5 separate regions of the Mus musculus genome follow, and all the other regions are linked to region 4. The links are chromatin loops, found by intact Hi-C in ENCODE. Cell type or tissue: heart. All regions are shown on one strand. Links, peaks and the distances in the headings refer to the core of each region. The heading gives the core; the rest is flanking DNA. Region 1 holds the start of C9orf72 (C9orf72, member of C9orf72-SMCR8 complex). Region 2 overlaps Mob3b (MOB kinase activator 3B). Region 3 overlaps Mob3b (MOB kinase activator 3B). Region 4 holds the start of Mob3b (MOB kinase activator 3B). Region 5 overlaps Mob3b (MOB kinase activator 3B).

Region 1 (6,105 bases), core at 515-5,514, 71 kb before region 4:
TCTATTCGTATTTCAAATGAAGGCAGTATATCATAAAATACATATTTATTAAGTCTTCAGTGAATAAGGAAGCAACCACATGAAATTACATTTCCTAAGAGAAATGAAATGGTCCGTGGTTTATATAGCAATATTCTTCATCCATGTCTGTCATGAAATTGTTCACATGCCAGTCTCAGTCACAACTAATTTCCTGTAATCTTGGTAAGTAGGAGCTAATCAACAAGCCCTTGGTTCCAGCCCTGCAGCAATGCACATCACACTTCTGAAACATATTAGCAGAGAAAATGGAGAAAAGCCTTCCTGACAACTGGCATTTTTGATGAAGCAAGAAGGTTCTCCGTGTTCTGACATATTTATTGGAGTTATAAATACGTGTAGAGTGTAAGAGGGTTGTAAGTCATTCATTACTGTATTTATTATATCTGAGTAGTTACCAAAAAAAAAAATGAAAGTAAAACCATCACTTCTAGAATGTACTGATCTAATTTTCTAGCTCGCCTGATTGCACATAAACCTTACAGCAACCAGGTGACAGATTACTAGGCGTGCTATTTTCCTGCTGAGCAACAGTGTCCTGCTAAAAGACTGCACTGACCAGCTTCCTGTGGGGTCAAGCAAGGAAGCCCCAGAGGAAGGGACTATCAGAGGAGTGCAATGTACCTATGGGAGTCACTTCCACTCCTATTAGAAGGGCTGCAGCCATTGCTTTCTGTGGGTGTTCTGCCATCCACACACAAGGGGAACAAAATGCCCTTGTCATGGATACACAGTCTTACCTAGGGTCACACTGGCCACTCTCTCCATTCCCTCCTTTAAGCCCCCACAGAAAGCTAGCACTGTGGACACTGAGTCACCAAGGAGTGAAGAACTGTCCAGTTCCGTGGTTAACCTAAAGCAGAGACGATACTTAATATCTGTTGTGGTTACAGAGCCCAACCTCTTATTTTGCTTTAGAAATCCCCCTTATCGAGGAGTGTCTGCATGACTGAACATTAGTGAAACATGATAGCTGACATTTTTCTATATCGGGTCTTTAAAGGTGTTGTTCTGGTTGGAAATAGGGGATAGAGTTCTCAGTTCCTGTTTGGAGAGATACTCCCTTTCTTTTTCTTTTCTTTCTTTCTTTCTTTCTTTCTTTCTTTCTTTCTTTCTTTCTTTCTTTCTTTCTTTCTTTTAATGGGATCCCCCCGCCCCCTTGATAGCCTTCAGCATGTAGTGTAGCCTAGGATAATCTTGAACTTCTAATCCTCCTGTCTCAGATTATAGGTGTTTGCCATCTCGTCAGTTCGTTTAGTATTGGGGAGTAAACCAGTACGTGGTAGGCAAGCCCTCTGCCAAATGCCCTCCACTTTCAGCCCTGGAGATATAGTTCTATAGCCAGCATATTTTCACTTAGAGCCTGGAGTTATTTGAGGTAGATTATTTGTAAAGTTTGAGAGGACAGGGTTAAAAATCTATCACACCAATATCATGAATCATATTTCTACATACAGTTAGCATCATTTTCTCTTTGGTTCTCTGGAGGAAAGATGTATTCTACCTTACACCTTTCAGGCAATACAACAATTATGAACCAGCATACCTACTTATTATTTTCTTCCTGATTAATAAAAGTTAGCTACAATCCAATTAAAATATATAGGCTACTTTACCTATGCCTAAGTAATTGTTCCATCTGATGTGAAGAAAAAGGTCTCCACTCATTGATCACAAAATATAAGTTGTATCATGGTTTATTTCATTTCCTGTGGTCATACAATATTTTAGATCGTGATGTTTCATTTTTTTCTCCAAAGAGAGAAAAAGAGAGGAATATGGTAGGGACCAAACCCAGGGAGTCACACATGCTAGGCAAGCCCTCTACCCACGAAGCTACATCCCTAGTCCTTTCTTGGTTTGATTATTTTTTTTAAATAAAACATTTATTCTAGGACTGATATTACACAAAATAAGTTATTTGAGGGACACTGTTTTTGTCTCTAGGTAAAATTTTGAAGGAAAAAAAAAACACTAAGAAGGTATATTCCTTCAAAGTTCCAGTCTTATTCTGAAGTGTAATGTTATGTTAGTTTGACTCACAGACAGGTTTTAAAGAAGGGCTTACTTCAAGAGGACACCAAACAAATACCTTCTATTCCTAGTGGGCTCTGGAATCACAGAAAACTGACCCAATCAATTACATTGATAGCTCTGGCTTACTACAGACAAGCAAATTATCTTAAGTGTGCATGCATGCGCGTGTATGTGTGTTAGTACCTAACACCCACCTGGGAACTTTTCAGCTTTTCAGTGTGGGATATAGTATAAACGTCTATTCCTCGTGTTGTGGATTAGCTGACTGGCCTCACTCAGCTGCCTTCCTTACCTGCAAACTCACCCACTTTGACTACAGCATCGCACTCTTAACCCTAGCCTTCCAAACATGGTCCTATGCTATTTCTGTGTGTCTGGATGTATTTTTAACTCTCAGATGTATACTTCATTTATGAGATATACATCTGAAGACCACGGTACAAAACACTGTAAGAACTTGATAGAATGACAACTGCTAGGTAAAAAAAAAAAAAAAAAAAAAAAAAAAAAAAAAAAAAAGCATACAATACCTGGTGAGAGTTCTATTTTTACCGAAGGTGGTATTGATAGGTATTCTGTTATTAATGCCTTTCTTTTCCCTATAAATGATGAAAAGTTGCTGGAAAATAATAAACACTACTCATCTGTAGTGAAAAGCCACAATACAGTTACAAACCAATCAATCAATCAATAAATCAGACGTCATGGTGTTCTTTTCCCAAAGGTTAAAAAACAAAGTGCACTGTGCTATTTGGCAAAAATGACGTTTAGAAGAAAACACGGTGACTACGCACAGAGGGTGGGGGAATCATTGTGCTTGTTGCGGAGTGAACACGTACAGTGTGCACGCAGACTTACGGCATTTAACCGTGTCATAGGGACCAAAGGAAATCCACTCACTCACTAAATATTTGTTGAGCACCCACTACCTGCCAACTCCCAAACAAAACAAAGCAAAACTACTTACAACCACAAACTACGCTTCGTAACCTAGATAGATAACGCAGGTGACACTATCTATCTAGGTTGAGCTCAGCTCTGCCCATGCTTTTCCTGAGCGGCTCTTGGAAGAAAAGCTACAAAGCCCATGACAGCCTCCGCCTGGCCAGCTGCCACTGGCATCTCAAGGCTGGCAAAGCAAAGTGAAAGCGCCAACCCGGAACTTACGGAGTCCCACGAGGGAACCGCGGCGCGTCAAGCAGAGACGAGTTCCGCCCACGTGAAAGATGGCGTTTGTAGTGACAGCCATCCCAATTGCCCTTTCCTTCTAGGTGGAAAGTGGTGTCTAGACAGTCCAGGGAGGGTGTGCGAGGGAGGTGCGTTTTGGTTGCCTCAGCTCGCAACTTAACTCCACAACGGTGACCAAGGACAAAAGAAGGAAACAAGACTGCAGAGATCCGCACCGGGGAGCCCTGCAGATTCTGGGTCTGCTGTGGACTGGGGGCGGGACTGCGACTGGGCGGGCCTGGGGGCGTGTCCGGGGCGGGGCGGTCCCGGGGCGGGGCCCGGAGCGGGCTGCGGTTGCGGTCCCTGCGCCGGCGGTGAAGGCGCAGCAGCGGCGAGTGGGTGAGTGAGACGCGCGGGCGGAGGGGGGCTGCTGCCACGGTCGGCTCGCGGGCCGGCCGGCTCCGGGTACCAGCGGGGTTTTTTTCTCCTTCGAGGTGAACTCCTCCCTGTCCCCCGGGCGAAAGAGCCCTTGGCCTTGCAGGAGTTGCGGGGGCCGCGGCGGTGCGGAGGGGATGGGGATGGGCCTCATCTTTGCTGTCCGCCCGCGCTCCCCGATCCCGACCCGGAGCGTCTCCCGGGCCCTTGAGGGAACCCTCCGGGAGTACGGCGAGCGCGGCCCCCACCGCCACAAGCCTGGGCCCCAGGGGCCTGGCCCGGCGACAGCTGGTGGGTCCTGCGACCCAGTCAGGTCTCCCGAGGGTCCCCGCCCGGGAGGAGAAAGCGCCGGTGGGATGGAGTAAGGACGGACAGAACAACACGCAGGCAGGATTTCGCAGAAGTTTGCAAGGAGTGCGGATGCCCACTTACATGGGCTGCTACTCTTACCAGGTTGTTCCCCAGTTCTGTGGGACGTGACCTGGTTGCCTCACAGCTCCGCGGTTGTACAGACTTATTAAAGGAAGTGACCATTGTGACTTGGGCATCACTTGACTGATGGTAATCAGTTGCAGAGAGAGAAGTGCACTGATTAAGTCTGTCCACACAGGGTCTGTCTGGCCAGGAGTGCATTTGCCTGGGAGGGATTGGTTGCGCTTTCTGGTGTGGGGACTATTAGGCTCTTGTAGAGTTTTGTCCCGGCAGATGGATAAATTTCTTGTTACACTGTTCCCGTTCGTCACCAGTTGAGAAAAACGGGTACACAGTCTGTCTCAGTAGTACTTTTACTTTATATTAAGGGCCCAAAAGGGACTGGAAAATACTTTAAGATAGAATCGTTAGTCCACTTGGAAAACTTAAAATATGAGAGAGAGAGGGGGGGGGGAGAGAGAGAGAGAGAGAGAGAGAGAAAGGAAGGAAGAAGGAGGAAGAGGAGGAGGAAAGAGATTGAGATTATGTTAATAATATGGAATCAGAATATTTGAAATATAGTAAGCGTCCCCTCAGTTAAAGAGGACATTCCAGGAGGCCCCCAGTATAGCCTGAAATCTCAGGAAACGCCTACATACACCCATCGTGTGGATATAGGTGTTTTCCCTTCATTACATTTCATACACAGATGTTAAAGTTTAGAAAGTAGGCACAATAAGAGATTACAAATAACTGATAATAAAGTCGAGCCATTGCAGCTGCTCTGTAAAAGTCCTGTGAATGTGATCGCTTTGTGTTTCAAAGTAACTTACTGTACTTCACCCCTGTTAAGCAAAACAAGATTCACCTGAACGCAGGCACCTTGGTACCTTGGCAGACACCAGATCTGATAACCAAGAGGATGGAGAAGTAGTGGCAGACAGTGTGGAGAGCATGAATATGCTAGACAAAAGGGTGAATCATAACCTAGGAGCAGAAAGCAGGTATTTCATCATCCTCCACAGTAAAAACCTATGTCACGTAAAAAACCTACAAGTAGTTTTTCTTTTACTCTTTTTGAATGAAAGCTTGCTACAGGCACTGAAAGTTAAAATAATCTGTGGATCAGGAGGAACAGGGGTTTTCTGTCTGAGTCACTGCTGACTAGCACCTCAGTGACCATTGGCACTGTGGGAAACCCCAGAGTCAGTTGGAAACTTCGAAACTAAAGGTGACGGTGTTCTTATTTCATAGAACACAAAAAATAAGAGGGGTTACAGCCTGCGCTGCAGACTGGACATTCAACAAGCATTTAAATTTCTGGGAGACAAATGTAAATATAACTTTAAAAGTTGGTAAAATACTCTGTTTGGCTATGTTGGCCATCCAATGTTTGCTTTTAGAAAATGACTGAATGGATAAAACGTCTATCTTTTGAGCCTGCCCTAGACCCCCATGTTGAGTGAATACTGTCCAAGTGTTAGGTTAGCCGGCCTGAGAAACTTGGATCTAGGCAAGATGGCACAGTCCTGGTGTCATGAGTATGCATGTGAGTTTTGGCTGAAATTGAACATTTGTAGAGAATGACAAAGGCTGGTCTGGCAAGTAGTCCACTGTCTTTACAGTGGTCTTGGTTAGTTCCTGTTTGGCTGAGAGGGCTGGTTGATGGCTGTCCTGCCCCTCTTCCCACAAGTGGAAGCCTTATGGTATAATTCTTGATCACAGTAGCAGTAGGCAAATGAACTTCCTCAAAGCAGCCTGGAAAGCTGATTTTTTTTTCTTTCTTTCTCTTTTTTTTTTTTTTTTCACAAGGTTAAAGAAAAAACAAAGGGCTTCAAATGTGCCAGTCTGCTAACAGTGTTAACATGTTTATTAACATAAATAAACTTTATTAGTTTTTGGAAGTATTGGTTAAGCCCTCGTGACCCCTGAACTCGGTTTATAGAGTGATGAGTCGTAGCCTCACTCTGGTTTGGACTCTGGCTTCTCTCAGAAGACTCTGTGGCTAATGTTAAC
Region 2 (6,105 bases), core at 717-5,716, 180 kb after region 4:
CCATTTGCCCTGAAAAGACCTCTGTTGTTGTTTTCCAACTTCAAGTTTTAGGGGGAACAAAGGGGATTTGTTGAAAACGATTCATCTAAATCATTGGAATGACACCCCAGAAATGTCATTTATCAGATATAAGCCTAAGTGTTTGTACAATAACTACAGAAAAACTTTGCTGAAATTATTCTTTGTTGCTGTTAATTGTAGATCCCTCTTTCCTAAGCTATTACTAAAACAAAACCAGAAGTGAGTAAGGATGACATCTCTACCCTGGTGTCAGTCAGATCCATGTTTTATCATTTTCTTTTCCTTCTGCAGGGGCCATGTCCAGCCTGATTCACAGTACCCCATATCTCTGATTAGCCCATCCTTTGTATAGACTGATGGTAACTTCTAATCACAGCAAATTCTCAGTATTTAACCCATTGGCTTAAAATATGAGTCTTTTTAAACATTAATCCTGTCCTATATATTTTAGTTTTGACTTGTGATTTCGTCTATTTATCAACTACCAGTAGTCTTCTAGTTCCATTGGTCTACCCACTCCATGACAGCAGTCTGTGGGTTCCTGGAATCCTATGCCCTATGACCATTGTTCTCTGGATGGCAATGGTTTATCAACTACTACTGGTCTGAGCTAAGAAAGAGTACCTTCTATGCCACCCAGTAAACATTTATCAGTTAATATGTATTGAAAACCAAAGATTCCTATCCTCTAAGGAAGTACCTAAGTTCCACTTGGCCTCTGTCCTAGCTGGCTACTAACATTAAAGAGAAAAATGAAGGGTTCCTCTCTGTTCCATTGTGACTTATTATAATGTCTCCCAAAGTATATTTCCCAGAACCTGCTAGATGTAAGGGGTGCCAAATGTTATTATGTGAAAAGGAGGCTCCACAGTGAGCTGTAGGAAACTGTTTTCCAAGCTGGACAGCTTCCTTTACCATACTAGCATGCATGATGCTCTGTACAGAGCAATTTGTGGGTATAAAGCTCCATGGAGACCGTTTGGGGGAACACTAACTCCACTGTCTTTATGTGATCTAACAGCTATTGCATGTTGGTTAGTAAGCTTTTTAAACAAACAGCTGCATGTCAGATACCAAGCCCAGCACAGGATAATAATCAAACAAGATATATATTTACTCTTTAGGAAAATCACAAGAGTTGCCTGGCTGACCTCTTGATGTTTTTCAGTTAAGAGTCTCACTTTGTAGTTCAGGCTGCCCTGGAACTCATGATTGCCTCTGCCTCTGCCTCTGCCTCTGCCTCTGCCTCTGCCTCTGCCTCTGCCTCTGCCTCTGCCTCTGCCTCTGCCTCTGCCTCTGCCTCTGCCTCTGCCTCTGCCTCTGCCTCAAGTACTAGGATTATTATGCATCCAGTTTGCTCTGGCTGCCTTTCTGTTTCTATGATTAAAAAAAATAACACTCTGGCCTAAAGCAACTTAGGAAGAAAGGGGTTTATTGCAGTTTATGCTTCCTAGGAACCATCTATCACTGAGGGAAGCTGGGGCAAGAACTCAAAGCAGGAACCTGAAAGCAAGAACTGAAGCAGAGACCATGCAGGAATGAAACTGGCAACTTACATGCAATGCAACTTACTTGCTCACTCCCCTGACTCAAATTTAGCAAGCTTTCTGATACATGCCAGGTCCACCTGCCTAGGGGTGGTGGTAGGGGTGGTGCTGCCCACGGTGTGCTGGGCCCTCCTACATCAATTATTAATCAAGGCAATTCTTTACAAACATGGGCAACAGGCCAATCTGACCTGAGCAATGTTTCAATTGAGACTCTCTTCCCAGGTGACTGTGATTGAGTCAAGTTGACTAACCAGGTCATGCTAGAAGCTCATGGTTTTAAAGAGCAGTGTTCTTTAATTTGTGGCTTTCAATGTTGTCTTTCAGTGTTTCTACTACTGCAAAGAGACACCATGACCAAGGCAACTCATAATGAACAACATTTAATTGAGTCTGGCTTATAGATTCTGAGGTTCAGTCAGTCCATTATCACCATGGCAGTGTCCAGGCAGGCATTGCGCTGGAGAAGCTTCGAGTTCTACATCTTGTTCTGAAGGCAAACAGGAGAAAACTGGCTCCAACATTGCTATGTGGAGAACCTTAAAGCCCACCCACACAGTGACACACTTCTGCCAACAAGGCCGAGCCTACTCCAACAAGGTCACAACTCTTAATAGTGCCAATTCCTTGGACTAAGCATATTCAAGCCACCACAGGCAGATGCCATCAAAAGCATAACAGTCACCAGCCATTGGTAACTAAAATTAAAAGAAAAGAATCAAAATAGATTCTTAATTGAAACACCTGCATTGATCTCAAGGACTCAGAGGTCACGTGTGTCTAGTCACTCTTGCCATGAATGTCACAGCAATGAAACCGTCTATCAGGCATCGCTGACTCTGTGCCCCTGTCCTCAAGACTAAGCTCTCCCTATACAATGGCTTTCAGATGTGCCCCAAACTGTCCCTATGCTGCCTCACTGAGCCGTTTCCATTTCGTCCCTTAAGCTCCTGATGCAGTCTATTTGCTTTTGCTAAGCCACTTCTCTCCAAGTTTGTAGATAAATCTCAAAACCACGCGCTCAGCATTCCTCCCTGGGTTTTGCAGCAGAGCCTCCGTGTCAGGGACGCGCTCAAAATATTAGGAGTGCTGTTGGATTCTGGGATATCAAATAGTTATTGCTTTCTTTATTTTTACTGTGGTCTTCGGCATTGGAAATCACCACAGATGTCAGTCGCAGCAGGGATTAACTCATCATCTTCAACATTTATATGAAAATGGAGCAGGCAGTGTGGCTCCATGCCCATACGCAAGCCTGCCAAGTGCTGGCTGCTCCGTGTGATCTGGACTAGCTCAAATTTCCCAGCCAGATAAGACTAGATTCTTTGGCTCAAAAAGCGTCAAGCGAATAGTAACTTGGGACTTGAATGAAGATTGGTTTTACTTATAGAAATACAACTCTGGATCCTCAGCCATCACTCATCTGCCCCACTGTAATAAAACCACAAAGATAAGTCTACAGATCTTCTCTAACATAGGGACTACCTTGGGTCCACTTATGTGATCTGAGGACCTCTTCCCATGGAGTAATATTATACATAACGGTCAAATATACAGTTAGCCACTGCGTAGGACTAGAACATGATACTTGCGTATCCTTGCCCTGCCACGTTAGTATGAATAGATTCCTATTACACTGTGAGTGTTACCTGGAAAAATAAACAAAAAAAACAAATGCATGCAGTTGTATTTTGGATGAAGGAAAAGATATGTAATCACTCCAAAAGGAATTCCTGCGTCCTTTGTGAAGTTACGTCTGGTTCTTCCTGCCAGTGTTCAGTCACCATGCATTGGTCTCGTCACATCTCCCTGGGGGACGCGGGGTGGTGTGGGGGGCAGAGGGGTGAATCTTCCCGTTCATGGCTCTATCCCAGAATTCTCTTCTGCCTCCCAGATGTCCCACCCACCTCTTACTTCATGCCTATACCATAGGCCATCAGATTTATTATTGACAGGCACCACATCCATACAGACGGAAGATATCTTCTCTACAGCCCTTTGAATGGGCCACATGCCCACCTGTGGGTTGCTATACACGCAAGTCCCTCATCCTCCACGTCCTATGGAGTCCTATTCATTCTGCAGGTCTTGGTTTAACTGTCACCTCCCTGGGAACAACTGTTCTTCCCTTTATAGAGCGACCAAGACAAAAGCCACCATGAGTTAGTGTCAGACCTCTGCACCCTTTACCAGACATTGGCAGTGAGTTATTAAATCTGTCTCACACTTTAGCCCATCACTTAAAGGGAGGACTATGGGGTTATAGTTTTAAACTGTCACAGATATTAAAATTCATAAGCTGGGGATGTGTGCCTCTGACCCCTACACTTCATTTCTGCCTCCATTGCTTAGGCAATCCTCTGGCTCAGTGAGAACTCCCATTATGTCACTGTGGAAAGAAGCCACCATCTTACTCCCCATTCAATTTGCAGTAGTTCACTTGGCACCCCAGAAGGCTGCTCTTCCTTCTCAAGTAGGATCGTTCAAGCTTGCATGCTCACCTGTGACACACACGAGGCAACGGATGCTATGAAAATTCACTACTAGTTCATGCCTATCTGTAGAGTTTTAAAACGTTATATGCTGAGCCAAAGAAACCAGACACCAAAAGTCTACACAGTGCGTCTATTTGCATCAAATTCCAGAACACTCTAATACAGAATGTCAGGTCTTGGATCGGTGGTTGGCTGGGGCCACAGCTGGGCCCAGGGGATTGACTGCAAAGACATAACAGACTGTTGAAGTATGATAGAAATGTTTTAATTGTGGCATGGTTACATGTTTACAGGGAGCAAACATCTGTCAAAACTCATCAAACTGTATGTTTAAATAGAAGCATTTTACTGTAGATAAAATGTTCCTGAATCAATTTTATTTTAAGAATATACTTGGTAAGTGCATCCAACATATTTTAAGACTTCGGTCTTCACAAGAACAGTGTTTTGACAGGCCACTGCTCAGAGATTTTGACTTCCTTGCCTCCTGGGTGGTTAGCAAGGCTAACCGAAGAGTGAAAGCTTCTCCCTGAGGGACAATTAGAATCCTAGACTACCTCCTCCTTTTTTTGGTTTGGTTTGGTTTTTTACAATAAAAAATAGTTTAAAAAATAGTGTTAGACAAACGCATACGGAACCCTTTGGCAATGAAGTTTCTAGCGTTGTTCAGCTTCAGGCTTTCGTGTATATGTATATTTCAGAGCTAAAAACAGATACTATAGACAGGTCCTATGGCTGCTAGCTTGAAAGGCCTCTGTGGGCAGTTTCTGAAGGTGCTAAATTCTGGTCAGGACTCTCATCATCTTGGTTCTCTGCCCAGCCCCCAGGCATGCCATAAATGAGAGTTATACCCCCAAGATGAGGGTCCTAAGTTCTCACCCAGCACAACTGCTCCAGGTGTGCAGGCAAGTGAGTTTCCCTGTGCCTCTGGCAGTAATTGTGAGTAACTGTAAACCTCTTTACTGCATATCACCTAGAAATATCTCCGATTTATTAGGTCAGAATCTCTGAGGACTGGCTCAGACAACGTAGTGCTCTCCCAATGACTCTCGTGGAGCCTCAAGAGTGAGCACCAGGGAGACTGAGAATGGTGACTCTCGTACATTTCCTGCATAAGAGCATCTGGGGAGCTTGTAAATAGATGTGTGGGGCCTACTGTTAAAAATGCTGATACAATGGGCCAGAGATGGGGCTCATGATACCTCCTTCCTGAGTGGTTTTTGAGTCAGGATCTCACATAGCCTGTGTAGTTGGCTTTAGACTCCCTTATGTAGCTAAGGGTCATCTTGTGTGTGAGTGCAAGGAGGAGGATGTATACGCATGTGTGTAGGTGCACTTGAATATGGATGCTGAGCATCCTTCTCCATCACTCTGTCGTGTGTGTATGTGTGTGTGTGTGTGTGTGTGTCTATCACTAAACCTGGAGCTTACCAGTTTGTCTAAAGAGGATGGCCAATAAGTCCCCAAGACCTGCCTCCCTTCTGGCATCCTCACTCCCATTCCCAGCCTATACTGTGCTTCTATATCAAGAACTCTACCAACTGAAGCACCTTCCTCAGCACTACCATGAAAGATCTTGAACTTATGATCCTCCTGCCTCCACCTCCAACCTGCTGGGATCACAGGCTTGCCCTACTGTGCCGAAGTTATGTCTCGCTGGGTATTAAACCCAGGGCTTCATGCATGCTCTGCAAGCACTCTACCAACTGAGCTACATCATGAGTCACAATTCTGTATCCCCAGTAGTTCCTATGTCCTTGTAATGTAGGTGATCCCTGTGTCTCACTGTGAGACTTCTAGCAACTATTCCCAAGTTCAGTAGAACTGAGGTCAGCAAGAGAGCGTGAGGATGGCCTCTTCATTTTTAAAAAGAGAATATCTGGTCCCATTTCTCTGGTCTTCAAGCTCGGATTTACCTTCCCTTTCTCTGTCTCTTCTGCCAGATTCAACCTGACACTCAATACATTGTCTAGGCAGTGGGGGTTTCTGTCCATTTCTGCTGAGAGCAGTTATCATTACATTACCCTAATGGCCATCCTCAG
Region 3 (6,105 bases), core at 795-5,794, 90 kb after region 4:
TGAAACATCGAAGAAAGCCTTTCATCTGTTGCTAGTTTAACTAGGAGCCCGTGCTATGCCAAAAGTCAAGCTTTTTCAGATGGGAGAACACAAACAGATGTGGCCACTTGTAAGCCACTGTCCCCTCCCTCCACGCTCCCTTGAACTCTTTTCTGGCCTCCTTTGGTAGAAGCCCAGCAGATGTCTCTGTTGAAACCTTTAGAACAGCAGTGACTGCAGAAGGAAGGACCACCTCCCCCTTGATTCTACCTCTTTCAAAGATGCATCCAAAACAGAAAACAGAAAAGCCACAGACTTAAAAAAAAAAATACTGTTGCCTAATTACAAAAATGTCTTCTCTGTTCTAGTTCCAACTTCCCTGCCTTTCTGTTATATAACGGGATTGAACACTGTAGATCTGATATTCAGTGAGAGAGAGAGAGATGACTTAGAACCTTTCTGACCCATGTGTTTTGAAACAGTCTTTGTAGAGAAGGAATAAGGGTAGGTAAGACACAATCCTATGATCTCACCCACACTGACAGTTTTGGAATACATGGGAGTCAGCAGGGAAGATTAGTGAGCGTTAGGTAAAAGCAAACTCATGTCTGCGGAGCCTGCTAAATGCCTGCGCTGTAGCTGCCACTGCTAATCTTCCTTAGTTCCTCCTTAGTTCTTGCAACAGCTCAATGGAGTAGCTCTTACATTCTAGCAGCTAGGAGCCTACGGGCTTTCCCTGGACCGCACAGATGATAATTTAGGAGTCAGTATGAGCTACAGTGGCCAAAGTCTATTCACTTTCCATATGGTATCATTCAGAGGATGCATCAACCAGTTCACATGCTAGAGGAGAAAATGTCCTGTGTCTGGTTTGTTGTTGTTGTTTTGTTTTTATTTTTAATTAAAAATGCCAGGCTCTTGTTCCTTTAAAAAAAAAATTAGCACTGAAATGCCTGGAAAATGCATTCAGTTTCTGCAGCTGCCCCATGCTCCATTCTGAGACTGGACACAAACCAACCAACCCATCTTGGGTCCACAGTGACCTGTGACTGCCAATCGGTCCTTACTCATCCACCCATCCGTTCAGTGAGTGTTTAGTGTGTGCAGGCTTGGGATCAGGCTCCCAGTCAGCAAAGCAGACAGAGTCCCTATACTTGAGCCATTTACATAACACCCAGATGTCCACTTATCCTGCATATTTTACTAAGTGCATTGTGGAAGTCGTTGTATCCCTTTGACCACCCTTTTCACAGGGCTATATCTCTATTTTTTTCAGTGCTAAGGACCCAACTCTGGATATCAGGCAAGCATTCTCCCAGTGGGCTGCATCCCCCACCTTTAGATTGTTTGAACCAGTCTCACTATGTGCATCAGGCTCGTACCGAACTTATTACGCAACTCAGGCTGGCCTGAAACTCATGATCACCCTGCCTTCTCTAAGTGCTAGGATTAGAGGCATGGACCACCATGGTCACGTTTAGTTTCTACTTCTGATTTCATCATCTTACAAACTACCAAGACATAAATAAGTAAAAATATTCACAGTAAAGGGCGCCTTAGAGTCAGAATTTGAGAAGTTAAACTTATGATGAACATTTAAATTTTAACCTTTTTATTTCTTATTTCTATACTGTATGTCTGAGTGGTAAGTCTCTATGAAACAGACAAGATGTATGTGGATACGATGTGTTTGCAGTGTGGCGAAAGCTCCGCTTGAGTTTAATCAGCTAGCTCTGCACTCACAAGCTGCAATGTAGTGTGTCTTCTAAATTTCCATTTCTCTGTAAGCCAGGGTTGTAATTCTGATCTCATGAGGTTGTTTTAAGGATCAAATGAGGTGAGGGGGGGCATCACGTTAGAACCTGGGACATAAAAAATACTGAAGATACCCAAGTTCTAGTCAGCTCTCCTCCACCCCCCTTCTCAGCTCTAATCCTCCTCCCTTTCCTCCCCTCCCCTCCCCCCTCTCCAACTATCAACCATATTCATGGAAATTACTAGACAATTCTCGAACAATATCTGTAAGAGTAATAATACAATTTATAGACTCGGCAAGATTTATAGTTTCTGTCAGTCTTTGTTGCTATAGTGAGGATCATGAGTACTTCACGGCATCTTTTTTTTTTTTTTAATATTGAACAGAGTTTATTTAGGGTGTGGGGAGGGGAGTTAAGAGGGTAGCAGAGGCAGAGAAAGGAAGAGAGAAGGAAAGAATAGAGAAGTAGGAGATGGCTATGGCCACATGGAGGGGGGGAAGGGAGTGGGAGAGAGGGGGCGCAAGGGGCAAGAGAGAGGCAAGAGGGTAAGAGTCTTCAGGGCATCTTTTAAAGGCTTGAGAAAACTTCAAGAGTTAGAGCGACTCCTGGCTTTAGGGAAAAGCACCTAAGTCTTTAGAGAAATGACCTATGAGTCTGGCTCTCCCACGTAATTTCCAGAAAGCTCCGCACTAAACCTGCCCATGTTCAGAGTCATAGTAGTTAACCTAAGCAGAAGGTGAGTGCAAGTTATCCCCACCCACCCACCCCTCCAGTCATACCCAGGACAGGCCACTGGTTAAAGCCAGGGCTAAGCAAGACACCTCTGACTGCATCTCTGAAGGAGGGGAAAGTGCTGACAAAGCACGCCTGTGGCTGTTGGCTATGTTTCTGTTTTCCTGGCTAATCACTGCCGAGAGCAGCATCCCCACCCCCACCTCCACAGCTCTGTGGATGGGCTAGTGCTCCCAGAGCTTGGGCAACAGGATTTACCTTTGGGATCTGGTAACCTGCTTTGCCCCCTAAGAACTTACCAGTTGAGGGGACATGGCGTAAAAGCGGCCATTTTCAGAATACATATTGCTCCTGTTGTACAGTGTCATTAACCTAGGAAGCCACAAAGTAGATTGCCATTTCTCATATAACTCAAAAGCATTAAGTTACTTGCACAGTAATTCATAAAAGCAACACAGAACACATTTGGGGCACCTTGTAGTCCAGAGGTGGCCTAACCTCAAAACCCATGTTGTCAACTATGCCTGCATCTCCTGTCTGTAGTGTTCTTTCTGGAGAATCAGCAACATTCTTGGCTTACTCCTGACTGTTGTGAGTTATGGAATGCAAAGGGATAGAATCACCAATCACAGGAAGAGATCTGAAGACAGCCAAAGCCCTGTGTTTGATGCAGATTATACTAAGTACTTCAACATAGGCATTCTAAGATCCTGTTCCTTTAAAAAAAAAAAACAAAAAAAAAAAACAAAAAAAAAACGCTTCCTGTGCTTTCTGTTGCCACCCAAGTTTGTTCAATTGTTTGTTCGTGGACAACATGCAGCGACAGCTGAATGCACTCCGCTTCGACTGGCCACTAGCCATTATAGAACTGATGGTCTGTTGTGGAGAGTTACAAGTCCCTTCCCCCATGTGGTGAACTCAGTACTGCAGGCACCTTGGTGTGGCCGAGTTAATGAGGACAGTGTTAAATAACCACCCCCACTCAACAAATCCCAAAAGAGATACCTCAGGAACGGGCTCCTGGTTTGCTGAGAGGAAGAGATGTGAGAGATAGAACCCAGAGAGCCCTGGAAACCAAGGCTAATTACCCGACCTGCACCGAGCTCTCTCCATTAACTATGCTATGTAATTTTAATGGGCGTGTCTCAGGTGACACACCGTTACATCTCAGCACCAGCTGGGAAGGGAAACGGGATATGTGATACTCAGAGGAGCCAGACACTTAAAACTCAGGCCAGAACGGACTGGGGATGTGCACATCTGCTGCCTTAGCCCCGTTGTTTATTAGCTAGTTGGAGCCACAGCATGAGCAAGGCTGCTCTGTGAGGATCAGCAGTATGTGGAGAGGCAGCCTGACATCTATGTGATGGAGCATCAGCAGGGCCCTAACTCCAGAGGCCAGCCCTCTGCTCATCACCAGTATTCGGGATTCTGTCCTTTACATGATATATAGAGGCTTATATGATGCCAGTCTGCCTCAGGCTTCCACATGTGGCAAGGCTCTCATGCTTTGTGTTCCAAATACCCGTGTATATGCCGGGAATGTGTTAAATTGGAGGGCCTCTGCAGGGGAGGCCTTGCCAGTACTTTAGCTTTAAAAACTCGTGTTAATTTCAAGCCCTAACTGATAACTAGTGCAACATGATCAGGTTTCCCTTAAGTCTTCTAGTAAAAGGCTGATGTAGGGATTTGAGAATGAGCTGCCTGAATCTTAGCAACCTTTACTAGCCAATGTTAAGTCTCTCTGAGGCTGCTTCCTCCTCTGGAAACTACCCCTAAGAGCACCTCCTTCACAGAACCGTCATGGTTATTCCAGTCGCACGCTGCTGGATAAACAGCCACACACGGTGTTGGGACACGGAGAAGATGCACTTGAAAATTAGCTTCCTGGATACCACACAGTCTCAGTGATCAAAAAGTCAATGGGGTAAATTGGGGTGAGAGAGCCCAGGGTGAAAACTCTGCAGTTCTCTCAAGCCCGCCCTTGGCCACTCAGTTGAGGCACCAGGAGAAGAAAAGGTAAACATGAGTAAGACTGGATGACTCTACTTGGCTTTCACGGCCTGAAGCAGGAACATCCACAACCGAACTGCACAAGCCAGTTCACAGCCGTCCTACCTCGGTCCTTGTTACAGGAGGCAGCCACCAACAGAACATGCTACTTAACATCCCTACCACCAGGGACAGAATTATTCCCATAAAAATGTAAAATGATTGGCAGGTAATACTAAAAGAAAGAGACAGCCCTGAAAACCGTGAACTTGGCTAATATTTTCATTACTTTTTACATTTACTATTTGTGAGTGGATGCTGGCACGTGTGCGGCACGGCACATCTGTAGAGGTCAATGGTCAACTGGTTTGCCTCCTTCCACTGTTGGGGTTCGTGGGATCAAACGCGAGTGGCCAGGCTTGGTAGCGAGACTTCTGTACTAGCTAAGCTATTGTCATTTCTAAGGTTAACGTTGAAAGAAAAGTTGGTCAACAATTCTCTCAATATGCAAATTCCTGTTAGCGTCATGTTTAATTGATCCTTAGCTCCTGCCTTGAGACATGAGAATGTGTATCTCTAAGACAAAATGAACTGAAGCTGTTAGTTCTGAAGAAACAGAGGCATTTCTCAGCATCCAGCCCAGGTGACCAGCAGTAGAGAAAAGTGAAGAATTATGGGAGACGTTCCTGCCAGGAGTCAGCCATTCCTTTTGTTTCCCATTCCCTGTGTACTATAAATCTGGGCAGTAGCTGGTTCTCCCAGGCTTCTGGTCCCAAAGAAGGGATAGAACCTTAGTGCCTAATGACAGGGCCATGTGACAGGTAATGCAAAGAGACCCAAGCACCATGATACCTGAGAATGACTGCCTTCCATATCGTCTCAGTCTACCCCAGCTATCAGGAGCCCAGGGAGGACCTAGGAACTGTTGTCAGTTATCCAGTGTTTACCTGTGCACCGCTCATCAATGGCTTTCTCAGTGGAAACAAAAAGGCCTACCCTGAGGGCAACTGCCTTTGCTTGTCTCTGGAGAGAAAGATGAACAAAGATTTCTACAACAGAGAGCAGCTCCCTGGGAAACCATCTGTGGGCTGTAGCTGCGGAAGCACAGGGTGTGTCCCCTTTGTTTTTCCAGAAGGGCCGGACAGGTTAGGGGGCTCGCCTTTCAGGCTGGGACCTCCTTTCCTGATGTGTTATGAGACCTCAGAGTCTCAAGGGGCAATGTGAGCAGCATGCTGTTTGTAACACTGTAAGACATGGTCCCCGCTGAGCACTCAGTGTGAGAGAGTTCAGCACTGAGTAAACTTCCCTTCCCTTCCTTCTCGGATGACATGACATGACTCCTGATTTACTGCAGATCATGCTGCCTAGTTATTAAGGAAGTTTTACCTAAAATTTTCTCTTCATATTTCTTTTCAAACTGAAGTAAAGAATGAGGAGTGTGTCACCATGACAGTGATCTGAGGGAGGAAAACCCTTTCACCTCCATTAGGCTATCACTTCCTCAAAACTTCAATATCAGCTGAATGTAGTCCATTCTTATGTAAGGCAGGAATTTCAAATTTTACAATAGAATAATAATGCCATTAACTTGAATTTACTCTCAGTCTCAGTGCATTGGTGTGCTAAGCATAAATATATATATATA
Region 4 (6,077 bases), core at 1,078-6,077:
ATGCGTTTATGTGCACCGTGTGCATTCAGGTGCCTGTGGAGGAGACGAGGGATGTTTGATCTGCTGAAACTAGAGTTATGGGTGACTGCGAGCTGCTGGCAGCGGATAATGGAACCAACTTAGGATCCTCTGGAAAAGCAGCAAGTGCTCTTAACTATTATACCACCTCTCCAGCTCTGCTCATTTTGTCTTCAGCTGTTTTAACTTTAAGTTTGGCTATTTCCCCCATAGAACACTAATATAGGGAGTGAGCAAAAAGCAGTATTTGTGTGTGTGTGTGTGTGTGTGTGTCTTATGGTGATACATTTCATAGAGAAAACTGGAGTGGGGTATCTGAGAAGGGATGTCTTGGGGGGGATGAATGGGGTTGAAAGGGAGGCCTCTGAGGAAAGAAATGGAGGGAAAAGGGTAGTCTCTGAGCCATGATGTGACTGAACAGTTAAGAAGACTGTCCCAGGCAGGGAGCATAGCAAGTGCTAAGGCCCCGTAGCAGGAGTTTTCCAAGCATTTGTGTGAGCCAAGTAAGGCACCACATATAGAGAGACTTTTGTGATGGAAAGGCTAACAGGAGTCGAGTATGGAAATATATCTCCTAAATTTCACCTAATTTACTTTCATTCTTTCAAACGTGTAGCAGAAGTTACGGAATGTGATCGCTAATCAAGTCATTTGATACTACCCAGCCGGCACACATCAAGATGTTTATAGGAGAATAAAAGCAGGTTGACACATCCACCTCATTTTTTTTTCTTTCAGTTCATGTTTGAAGACTCCTCCCAAGAACTAAGAGTACGTCTCATAATTGGTTTACTCATAATCACCCGGCGAGGTAGTTACGACTTCCACGCATTTTTGTCATGGTTTAATGCTGCTTTCCAAGGTGTTTCAGGCAGTCCACGGCATTTTACAGCTGGCAGAACATTTTGGAGAAGCGTAAGTCATTTGGCCCTTTCTGGATGCCTTGGAAAAAGCTCTTGTGGACTTCAGTTGGGGTGTCTATGGCTGTGATAAAACAGCATGACCAGAAGCAACTGGAGGAGGCAAGGGCTTATGTGGTTTATGCACAGTCCGCCGCAAAGGGAAGTAAGAACAGGAACTCAAGGCAGTTACCTGGAATCAGGAACTGAAGCAGACGCCATGGAGGAATGCTGCTCGCTGGCTTGCTTCTCATGGGATTTTAACCTTCCACCTAGGGCCCTGCTGGCTTCCTTCTCACAGGCAACAGCTTCTGGGACAGGAGATAAAGAGTAAGCTCCTCCAGCCGGAGCAGCGATGCTTGTAGATCCACGCGAGGCGCTTTCTTATACCCACCAGCACTACCTGCCCAACGCTGGCACAACCCACAGTCATTAATCAAGAAAATGCTGGACAGACTTATTAATAGGGTATTTTATGAGGGGTTTTTTTTTTAAGTCAAAATTCCCTCCTAAATATATCAAGGTTGTGTCAAGTTGACAAAGACCAACCAGGACAGCAGCATCTTTTCTACTCTGACATCTTTCTACCTACATTGGGCAGCGGACCAAAGTTGAGAGACTTAGACTGCTCATTGTCTCAGGCTCTTGTGGAGATTAGAGGATCCTAAGGGCAACAGGACTCCTCTTGCCCCCGCGTAGCTGCCTTTCCAGAGAAGGCCACCAGGGGACTCCGCTCTGAGCCGGTGAGTTGCAGTGGCGCCCGGGCGAGCTGCGCGGCGCGCTGGGTGCATGTGGGGGCCGCACCAGAGCCGTGGTCGCTGCATCTGGAGTCACGCGTGCTGGTCAGAAACCCCTCGCGTGAATCTGCAAGCATCGCTGCTCTGGCTGGAGGAGCTCACTCTTTTTCTCCGGCTCCAGAAACTGCTGCCGGCGTGAAGGAAACCAGCAGGGCCCTAGGCAGAAGGTTAAAACCCCACGGTAAGAGATCCTTCCAAGAGTGGTGTGGAGGCGCAGTCGCAGCTTCCCGCTTCGGATTGTGTCCTGGAGGGCCGAGGTGCGGGGCACACCTAGGGAGGATCAGTCGTGCGGACCCCAGTCCTCACCCCTCCTCCGCGAGCTTCCGGGGTTGGAGTCTGGTTTAGGCAGTACGGGCTTCTTGGCTTTCCTCTGCCTCCGGGTACGCACTTCCCGGGCTGGAATGTGAGTCCAGTTCCCACCCAGGGGGTCTGTGGCTTTGATCTGAAATACACCCCCTCCCTCCCCCTAAAGGGTGCAGATCTCACCCGGGACCCATTCTGAATCTCAGATGCGGGTGGGGTGCGCGTCGGCCTGAAGCGGCGGGAAGAGAAACTTTTACAAAGTGCATCTAAACAGGGCAACGCTCCTGGATCCCAGAGCAGGCTCGGCGTGGGGCTGTGTAGGGAGGGCTACAGCGCAGTCTCGATTTGTCCTCCCTGGCTACCTATGCCTCATCAAGGGAGGTATTAAGAATAAGTAAATTTTGCTCAACTTTTGGACCAACAACTGTCAAACATCTGGGATCGTTGCTCCTCCCTTTTCTGCACCGGAGAAGGTGAAAACTAAACTTTCCCTTCATTTCTCCTCCCCACCACTGGACCCCCAGGATGGGGTTGTTAATGGTAAAGAGCGGTTCCCGCCTCCTGGAGCGTGGCAGAGGCTCTAGACCACTCAGATTTCTTCCAGCCCCCTTTCAGACCCTCTGCAAGTCTTCCCCGCAGAGACGGGGCGACAGAGCCATTCTCCTGTAACCCAGTGAATGGCCTTTTGTTTCTCTGCGGTTCCACTATTGTTGCGCCTCTTAACATCTGGTGGGGCTCCAGCGGGGAAGGAAGTCCCTTTCGCCGCTCGCGGGGCCTTTCACGCTGGCCTTTGCGCAGGCTCGAGTCCGGGATCCCCGCTGGGGAAGGACAGAGTTCGGGACCTGGCTAGGCCGCCCCACCCGGGGCTTGTGGTTAGAGGGCGGAGGGAAAGTTGTTCCTGAGCCCGCCTCCTAGGCTGCTTGTGGCCCAGGGCGCATTTCTCAGATCTTATCCCCAGCGAATCTGAAACGAGAGATTGGAGGCAAAGTTCTCGAAAGCTAGGAGATCTGCGAGAGGGTCCAAAGGACTTTCAGAGGCGAGCTAAACGCATATGGAGGGCCCACAACCCGGGCGATGGCCGGAGACAGGGCACCTCATCTCTACGGAAAGTTCAGGGGTGGCAAAATTTTAAGGGCAGGCAGGCCATTGACCACAAAAGAGTGGAGACTAAAGCTAACCTGGGAAGGCTAAAGACTTTGCCTGGAAATGGTGGTGTCGTGATTCGCTGTGAAATGTTCGTGGGCTTCTGACTTCACCTAAGGCTCCAAGTTTAAGACCCAAATTTTTCGCCGCGATGCAGAAAAAGCAAGCCATGACTACGCAGTCCAAATGGCAGATGCGGCCAGAGCACTGTTTTGGTTTTCATCTGCCCGAGAACAGGTGGCTTGGGGTAGCCCCTATTTCTCCAGAGGGGGGCGCCTGTTGGACTATAGCAGGTCGGGTTTCCTGGAATAAGTTAGGTGCTTGCTTCTAGAGCAGTTAGCCTGTGTGGGTTACTTATTAAACAATCTTGGCAAGAGTAAAGTCACCTTCCAAAGTCCGCAGCGACCGGAACTGTCACCTGAGGGTCGACTAGAGGAGGTTTGATGGTATACACCTGTTGGGACCTGTGCCTCTTGCCAGGTTTGTAAATGTTGCCTTTGCCAATTTTTCCTGTGGAATTGCCAACCTTGGACTGTCTAGGAGATGCGGAAACATCCTTCCCCCACCCACCCACCCCCAGTTCTGAGTTTTGGCACCCTTCCTCTCCCACTCAGGGGAGTAAGAGAGGCTTATATGAGACCTGTGACCTCTGCACCTCTCCACCACTCCACCCTTGCTCGGGATGGGGCCCTAGCGTGTTAAACAAGCACTCTTACATCCCAACCCATCTTCAGATAGTTATAAGTTCTGGGCTCTGCACAGGTCTAGTTTGCCCTTAAACCTTAAAGTACTTTGAGAGACTGTTAACTCAAGAGAGGATCTATAGAGAAACTTTCGCCGTGACTTCTAGATCTTGACGGTGGGGTTCTGAAAAGAAAAACGGCAAATTCTCTGGAGTGCTCAAGACACTCTAATGATAAGGGCCCACAAGTTCGGATTTCTTTGAAATTTAACAGTAGCAGCACAGTAACAAACGACCTGCTGAAGAAATACTGCTTGGGTTTTGTTTGCTCAAGGAGTACAAGAAGGCGTCATTAAAGTTAAAGTCAGGGCTTGGGCCAGCCAAGAAGGAAAACACAATCATTATAGAGGAAAATAAGGGTGTTCAATTTCGTTAATATATATATATTCAATCTTATCCAATCATTTCCGTGGAATACATTGTTTCTGGAGACACAGTAGAGTTGATACATTGTTACGATATTGAAGACTGTGATATTGTCCATAGTAAACACATGCCAGTGTATCAACTCCTCAGCAATGTATAAGAGAAGTTACACTCTACTCACTCTAAGTGTTATCATTGCTTTTCCAGTTCTGTGGTGTTAATAAGAGAGGAATGTTTTATTGTTGCCTTGCTTAGCACTTTTTAAAAATCAAGAGCGAGAATACACATTTTTATATTGTCCGTTAACATTTCTATGTTTATGTTCATTTTGGTGGGCTTGGTCTCTGATTATTTTATTTTAAGATGTACTCTATAAAAAGAATGTGATTGTGACTTCTGTCAAACTATCTATCCTGATTAGAAGATGTTTAGCTTTTATGGCCAGTTCTTTCTTCTCTTCTCCATGTCCTTCTTGAAGTTTTGGGAATCAATTTCAGGGCCTCAGACAGTCATCCATGTACCCGACCACTGAATTACACTCCCACCCCACTTTGCCAGTTCTCTTCCCTTGCACAGAGCAAACACAGGGCAGGGCAGGACAGCGCAGGGCAGCAGCTATAATTTATGAAAGTAACTGCTGACATCTCAGCAGGGCTGCATAGGGGTCAGGCAAAGGTGTCAGAGAAATGAATGGAAAACGCTGTGTCTGTTACTTTGCAGTCCATAGCCAGCCTCCCTCCCCACTGCCACAGTCCCAATCTAAAACAACCTTATTAATGAGCTTTATAAAAAATCAAATAGATTATATTCAGTCATTTTAGTGTCTGATTTTTTTTTTGCTAGTAACATAAACGCCATAATGTATAACTTTGGTTTTATTATAAGTTAACATTTCTGCTAACTTTTCCACTGAAGTTCATCTTTTGCTTAAGACTTTCTTTGACTGCACTGCCTTGAACCCTGAACTTGAAAAGTCTTGCATCTGAAGGTAGCATTAGCAGCATCCTGGTAATGGCTTTAGAATAAAGCGTTCTTGGAGACATTTGAGCAATTGCAGCTTCTATTTAAGTTCTTGCTTGAAGGTGGGTGATTCTGAAATATGATAGAGGAGGAGAAAGAAGGAGAAAATTCAGTTAGCTGAATAAAAACAGAAGCGTTAAGTAAATGATGTAGGTAATCTGCATTACAAAGTGACTTTAAGAAGATAAAAGTGGTTAAGGTACCAGGTATTATTACAGTGCCTAATTTACTTAAATGACATACATAGCTTTCCAACCAGGAAAACTGGACATGAATGTAGAATTCCACCACAGCATGTCTTTAGACCTTTACTTTAGGTGCACACACATAGAAAACCACCTGCTATGAGAGAGTGTCACTAATTTCTATGCCTTCCCCTAACCTCACTGCAGATCTGAGAATCCAGTCCAAGTGCCTTATGCATGTTAGACAAGTACAGCTACCACTGAGCTGCATCCGTAGCCTTTTCTATACCTTTAGCTATAGAAACCAAACAAAATGCTCCAGGCATGATCATGTGCTACAGCAGAATCACAGGCTTTCGGGTGTTAAGGAGGAGCTCAATGATCAATGGATTCTATCTATCTATCTATCTATCTATCTATCCATCCATCCAAATTTCACTGTGGACCTTGACTTTTAAAGCAACAACTTACCGTTCTTTAAACTTCAAAGAAACCAAACTGACAATTGATCTCAACATTTTTTTTCTCTAGAAGAAAGATGGTTTAAAAAAAAAAAAGAAACATTTTGATTCTATAGATTGGGTATTGACTGTTAATGTGGTGA
Region 5 (6,105 bases), core at 317-5,316, 56 kb after region 4:
GAACAGGAAATAAATAGCTGGCTGTCTTATGATACAAAGGTATCAGCCAGTACATGCCATTCCTGTCAACCTGGTAACCAGTCAGGTTATGATGACCTGGGCTGTGCCATTAAAAAAAGAATCATTGTCTTTACTTGTTCGGTGGCCTTGGGTTAGATTTATTGAGGAGAGGGATTAGAAATCACAACCTGGACAGTCAGGTGGGCCGGTGACGTCAAGGGAACGCCCACTTGAATCATCTTTTCTAAATCATAGGTGCTCCAGAGCTTCAGAGAGTGGAAAGTTCACGTCTATTTCCTCTAATGTCACAAGACTAATTTTTATATTTTATTTTATATTTTTCCACTTTGCTTATCAGGTATTGCAAACCAAAAGGCCATGTGGTTCTTTTTGGTAAGGCTGAGTTTAGGGACCTAGGTGTTCATTTAATCTCTGCTGGTAACTTCTTCGAAAGCAACTCTTGCTGGTCACGGCAGTGTGTACCTTTAATTCAGGTACTTAGGCAAAGACGGATGGATCTCTATGAGTTCAAAGCTCCTTGGTCTATGTAGACCAGCCTAGTCTACATAGCAAGTTCCAAGCCAGCCTGTACTACATAGTGAAACTTCATTGAGAGAGAGAGGAGGAGGAGGAGAAAGAGGAGGAGGGGGAGGGGAAGGGGGAGTGGAGGGGGAGAAGAGAAGAGAAGAGAAGAGAAGAGAAGAGAAGAGAAGAGAAGAGAAGAGAAGAGAAGAGAAGAGAAGAGAAGGAAGCCACTCTTTTCTCGGTGCCCTGAAAACCAGGACTCTTCCCTGTCTATACCCTGTAAACTTTCCCTTTGTCCCAGCGTTATCTTACTCTTCCCCCATTCTCCTCTCTCAGTCTCCAGGGCAGGTTGTCCTTCCATTTCATAGGCTTGCTCTGCTAGATGAGAAAAATGTGCACTTTATTCAGACAGCAAGCTGAGTCGTGTGGATTACAGTCCCTGAAGAAACGAGAAACCAAGCGTAGAAAGCCTTCAAAGATGAAATAAATCAGGGCTCTTTGGCTGTGCTGCCTAGGTCTGGCCGTTTTTTGTGGTTTTTCTAGAAGCCGCTCTGGGATAGGGTGTATTGGAAGGGATCAACTAGGGAGCAGGTCATTGGATAATTAATTAAGATCCGACAATCTGTAGCCCTGGGGCTAGCTATCTGATTTAAAACACAAATGTTTACAAGTGCCTTGTATCTTGTTTGGGTCTGTAAAGGTCTGCATCTGAGGTATGCTAGTGTGGCTTCTAGACTCTGCTTCTTTTTTTCTAATGCAAATCCAGTAGTCTTGTTTTAATCTGTGGCATTCGGTTAGCCTTCAGCTTTTGCCTAGCCTATTGGGTTTTTTAATTTGTTTATTGACTGAAATTGGTACAAAAATTTCTTGGGCCATCAGAATTTTTATGGGAATCTGTCCTCTTTTCAGATTTTTTTTTTTTTTTTTTTTTTTTAAGAATTAAATGCCATTTAAAGAAAATAGGAGGCCAGGTGTAGTGGCACATACTTTTAATCCCAGTACATGGGAGGTAGAGGGCAGACAAATCACGGTTAAGTTCCAGGCCAGCCTGAGCTACACAGCAAGTTCCAGCCCAGCCTGGGATACATTTTGCGACTCTGGAGAGAGAACGAGCGGGTTAGGGAAGGAGAGAAGAGAAAAGGGGCAGAGGAAGGAGAGAGGAGAGGAGAGGAGACTAAGAACCATTATCTAACCCTTGCCTTAGCTCCTTGCTCCGCACAGAGGATCTCCTAGGACTTCCTGTTTCTCACCCCCTCTTTCTGAGAAGGACCCAGGAGCACCCTAGCAAAGGTGGCCACATATTAGTGAACGTAGAATTTTAAATGGAAAAGAAGCCAGTGCACGTGGCTTCCTGGATTCTCGATTGGACCCAAAGTCAAATGAGTCCTCGCCGCAGGGTTTGGCTGAGCCTGGGGCCTGCTCAGCCTGGTGAGCCTGCTTGTTTTCCACGGCTACGTGGAAGCACACGCTTCCCTTGGCAGAGTAGCTGCAGCCTCTGGAGACTTTTGAGAACTTTTGATGGGCGCCGGTTTCCATGCCCATCAGTGCGGGGAACTGCGAGGCACTTTCCTCTTTGATTTAGTTTTAACATTCTTTGGCAAGTTTACACATCGTGGTTACATAAGAAAATCCGAATGAAAAGGTTTCGTATTATAAATGCATGCTTTGGCCCAGGGTGAATTTTGCTGGCACTGCCTTGGGAGTGTGAATTCCTGGTCTTAAATAAGCACGGATGTCCAGTAAACACAAAACTATCTGCGAGCTTCGCTCGTGTCGCCATGGCAGCCTCCTAGCCTGTGCTCCCGCCCTCGTGGGCCACTGGTTGGCTGTTTGGTGGCTGAAGGGAGGGGCCGGCCAGTTAGGCCTGATAGGAAAACTGCTGTTCCTCCCAGTTGGGGAACAAGGAGGCTCACCCGCTTCTGCAATCAATGAGGGTTGCTGAGAGCATACGGTTGTGTCAGACCAGCTGCGGCCCTTCACCTACCATCTTGACTGAGCAACACTGAAATCCTGGAGTTATGTATAATCGCCCAGAGCTATATGAGAAAGAGAAAAGGAAATTCTGCGCTATCTGCCTTTTAGGCGCCCCGCACCCCACCCCCCACCCCCCACGCGTACAGTTTAGGAAGTATTACATTAATGACAAAAATTAAACCTGTTCCGCTCTGACAGTGTGCCTGGTGCGTGCAGGTTTTTTTTTTTTTGTTGGGATGAGACTATTTAACTCTCATAACACACTGAGATGGGTAACTTCGTTATCTCCGTCTCAAAGAGGAGGACGGTGAAGATTAATTGTGTGATGTAATAAGATCAAGAGCTAGCAGCAGTGGGACTCAAATCCCAGCATGCTGCCCGCAGGCACACAAACCAGCATCCAGTCTGTAGGAATCAAGGACCAGTAGATGCAGAGTACGCAGAAAGGCTGAGCTGCCCCACCCTCCAGGGGTGGTGTAGCTCACATACCCCAGCGGCAGTACCGAAGCCATACTCCAGTCTCAACCTGGTTCAGATTAAGCCCTCCCACTCTCCAAGGCCTTTGCCTGCTGTTCTTTCTCCTGGAATTTCAGATGCTCAGATATTTCTCTCCTGCCTGTTCTCCTGGGTATCTGACTGTTGGCCTAGGCCTGGTGTATCAGCGCCCCCACCCCCCAACTCGGAGTTCTTGCATACTAGAAGTATTCTGGTTAATACATTCAGAGACAAGAGGGTAAGACCTAAGACAAATGCATTTTACACAGGCACCTCAAGTGATCTCGGGGGAGGTGGGGGTTATTTTTGAAGGTCCAGAAAGAAATTTCAAGGGAATTGTTCATCAGTAAGACAACTTGTTCAGGGTAAGCCAGGATTGTGTATTTTCAATTCATCAGCCACAGTTTCCACCAGAGTCTTTGGGGGGCAAGGAAATGAAAGAGTTTGAGAAAAATGGGAGGCAGGGCTTAGGGGAAGAGCACAGCTCAAGAAGAGAGTCAAAATTCAAAAATGTAAAAATCTACGGAGGAGCAGGGGTTAAAAATCATCAGTGAACTGATCAGCAGGAACAAAGCCATATCATGAGCCGCCCAGAGAGAAGGAAGGTATGCGCTCCATATCTGTGCAAGAGGCAGGGTGTGGCTGAAGCGGCTTGGATGGGTGGGGACTGGATGGCGAGGTGGCAGGTGAGCTCTGATTATAGATGGACCTTACTCTGAGGAGTTAGGCAGGAGTTGAACTGTTTGGTGTAGAGGAGAGGCAATACCTGGAGTATGGTGGGCAAAGGCCAGCCAAGAACTGTCCCCTCATAGTGCCGTGAAGACAAGCCATTTGTAGGAGGCAGAAACTCCCAGCCTTAGAGGCTGGACTCTGTGGGAGCTTGTGGGTTATCGAGCTGACAAAGTTAAGCCTCTGGTTCTTGAAGGTCTGCGTTGGGAGGGGCTGGGTTCTCTGTGCTTCTCTATATTTTTATATCATGGATGGTCTCTATATGACTTCATTTACGCTATGTTGCTTTAACGGGCTTAAAGACCACCGTAGGTTAAAAAAAAAATCCATTAAGTCCATAGGTCAATCAATTAGCCAGCCAGCCAATCGTGGGCCTTACCTTCTTACCTAAAAGAGAAGTAATGTTACTCATCACCGCCCCACCCCCCACCCCCGTTTAGTGTTTAAGAGGCTCGTCTGTATAGTGAGAACACTGAAGCAGAGGTTAAGTTCTCAGCCTCAGGTCTGTCATAACTGCTGGCCTTTAAAACTTCACCCTTCTGGGCATTAAGTGTTTGTTTTGGTTTTAAACAAATTAAGAGGTTAGATTGAATTAAATTTTCAAGAGTCCTTCCTGCTGCAAGATCTTATCAGTAACAATTTTACTGTCAGCTTGTGAGAGTGGATGCCAGGATCAGAGCTTGAGAAAAACTAAATCAGGATACTGTTTAGTGTCACAGACATTGTGGGGACAGGGGAGGAAAGTAATAGAATTGATTGTGTTTTATTTCCTTCTTATATTAGGAACTCAAGCTCACTCCAAGTCTTTAACACCAACACATAAACCTTGTTGTATATGTTTGTTGTTGTTGGTGGTGTGTGTGTGTGTATGTATGTATGGTATGTATGTATGGTATGTATGTATGGTATGTATGTATGGTACGTATGTATGGTATGTATGTATGGTATGGATTATGGTATGGATGTATGTATGTGCATGTGCATGTGTGTGGTTGGTGTGTATATGTGCTGTGTGTGTGTATGTATGAGTGTATGTATGTATTATGTGTGTGTATATACATATATATGTGTGTATATGTTTGAATGTACATGTGTGTATATGTTTGAATGTACATGTGTGTATGTGTGTGCATGTGTATGTATGTGTGTGTATGCATGTATATGTGGGTGTGTGATGCATGGGGCTGGGGTGCACATGTACAGAGAGGCCTGCGGGGCCTAGGACTATCTTGCTCTCACTCTCGCCTTGTTACCTTGAGATAGGGCCTCTTTATGAACCTGCAGAAGCTCGCTGTTGCTTGTTTTGATTTCCTTCCGCTGAACCCCAGTGATGAGCTCTCGTTTCTGTCCCCCAGTGATGGAGTGGCCAGTGTGTGTGACCATATCTGGCCTTCACATGGTTTGGGCCGTCCCACCTCAGATCCTCATGCATGTACAGCAAGTGCTGTCACCAACAGAGCCATCCCCCCACCCTTGTCCCATATTTTTCAAGTCTAAGAGCTGAGTAGTTCAGACTTCTGGCCGAATGTTGCAACATAAAGTATGTCAGCAATATGTCAGCAGTTTACACTGACCTGGTAAACAGCACGTCCAGTAGCCTTGGTGATCTTTGGAAGAGGTCTCTGTTTTCTGAAAGGATTTCATTTGCAGATTGGGAAACGTGATTACAGGAGCATTGGTCCTATTGGTGGGAGAAAGAACTGTTTATCTGCCCGGTATTTGGTCAGTGCTCACTTAGATAAACAGATCAAGCACGAGGGTTCCAGAGTTCTGTTTGTGCTGTCCTTGTGTGAAGCACTTGTGCTGAAGTCATCTGAGGAGGGAGGGGCCACAGGAAGTGAGGAGCACAGCGGAGCGTGACGTCACGAATGAGCCAGGTGTGACTGGGCCACCGAGGAGCAGGCCAGGTACAGGCAGCACGCGCCGCCAGCCATCTCTTCTTTCTCTGCCGCCTTCCGACTTTCCCAGGGACTGGAGAAGACTGAGGCAGAGCAAAGGAGCAGCTTTACCTGGACGGCTGGAAGGTTCTCCCGGTCCCTATGGAGAGCGGAGAACAGGGCCCTTCTGGGATGAGGCTGCTTGGTGGAGGCCACCAGCAAGAGCAAGGGGCCTCTGAGACCTGGAGTTGACTCACAAATGAAATGTACTCTGTGCTGGGTGTATCTGCCCGCCACGCCGGCAGCTGGGAGGATCTGTGAGCCATGCATCCTGTGACCAGGTCTTTTCTCATCAAAGAAAAGCGTAGAAAACTGTGTTTCCTAGTGTGCGGGCGGCCTCGGAGCGCCCACAGATGAGTACATCGTGATGTAAGGTCCTCCCTGGGTTTTGTCACAAGTCTCAGCTGAAAGTCTCTCCCACACAGCTAACTTTGTGCAGGCAAGG

Evidence for each region. A loop is a pair of places that touch in the nucleus more often than their neighbours do. Peaks named below come from ENCODE experiments on the same cell type or tissue, not always from the same donor. Only the 100,000 strongest peaks of a DNase experiment are listed, where the experiment ranks them.
Region 1: a loop joins it to region 4, with 2.2 times the contacts of the local background. A loop is called at or near these places in 4 of 42 quality-filtered maps.
Region 2: a loop joins it to region 4, with 2.5 times the contacts of the local background. A loop is called at or near these places in 13 of 42 quality-filtered maps.
Region 3: a loop joins it to region 4, with 2.4 times the contacts of the local background. A loop is called at or near these places in 2 of 42 quality-filtered maps.
Region 5: a loop joins it to region 4, with 2.3 times the contacts of the local background. A loop is called at or near these places in 8 of 42 quality-filtered maps.

What each region holds. Positions count from the first base shown.
Region 1 is chr4:35,223,325-35,229,429 of GRCm38, reverse strand. C9orf72 (C9orf72, member of C9orf72-SMCR8 complex) reads left to right here and starts at 3,594. Exons shown (of 11, transcript NM_001081343.2): 1 at 3,594-3,642. In heart, for the core only: no CTCF peak of the experiment used is centred there; DNase peaks (open chromatin) are centred at 3,279, 3,569 and 4,069; H3K4me3 peaks cover 2,322 bases; H3K27ac peaks cover 1,549 bases.
Region 2 is chr4:34,973,146-34,979,250 of GRCm38, reverse strand. The region is part of intron 3 of Mob3b (MOB kinase activator 3B); the gene reads left to right. Among named protein-coding and RNA genes, the nearest start is that of Gm33620, 16 kb to the left of the region's middle. In heart, for the core only: no CTCF peak of the experiment used is centred there; DNase peaks (open chromatin) are centred at 2,620 and 2,730.
Region 3 is chr4:35,062,881-35,068,985 of GRCm38, reverse strand. The region is part of intron 2 of Mob3b (MOB kinase activator 3B); the gene reads left to right. Among named protein-coding and RNA genes, the nearest start is that of Gm52727, 30 kb to the left of the region's middle. In heart, for the core only: a CTCF peak has its summit at 3,385; a DNase peak (open chromatin) is centred at 3,395.
Region 4 is chr4:35,153,070-35,159,146 of GRCm38, reverse strand. Mob3b (MOB kinase activator 3B) reads left to right here and starts at 1,663. Exons shown (of 4, transcript NM_178061.5): 1 at 1,663-1,895. It overlaps Ifnk (interferon kappa), which reads right to left. Exons shown (of 2, transcript NM_199157.2): 2 at 5,128-5,360. The coding sequence ends at 5,329. In heart, for the core only: a CTCF peak has its summit at 3,420 (motif pointing right); DNase peaks (open chromatin) are centred at 1,666, 2,096, 2,846 and 3,446; H3K4me3 peaks cover 2,198 bases; H3K27ac peaks cover 1,801 bases; H3K27me3 peaks cover 778 bases.
Region 5 is chr4:35,096,294-35,102,398 of GRCm38, reverse strand. The region is part of intron 1 of Mob3b (MOB kinase activator 3B); the gene reads left to right. It overlaps Gm52727 (a long non-coding RNA gene), which reads right to left. Exons shown (of 3, transcript XR_003955380.1): 1 at 5,298-6,105. Among named protein-coding and RNA genes, the nearest start is that of Gm52727, 3.2 kb to the right of the region's middle. In heart, for the core only: no CTCF peak of the experiment used is centred there; DNase peaks (open chromatin) are centred at 2,018 and 2,348; H3K4me3 peaks cover 1,526 bases; H3K27ac peaks cover 868 bases.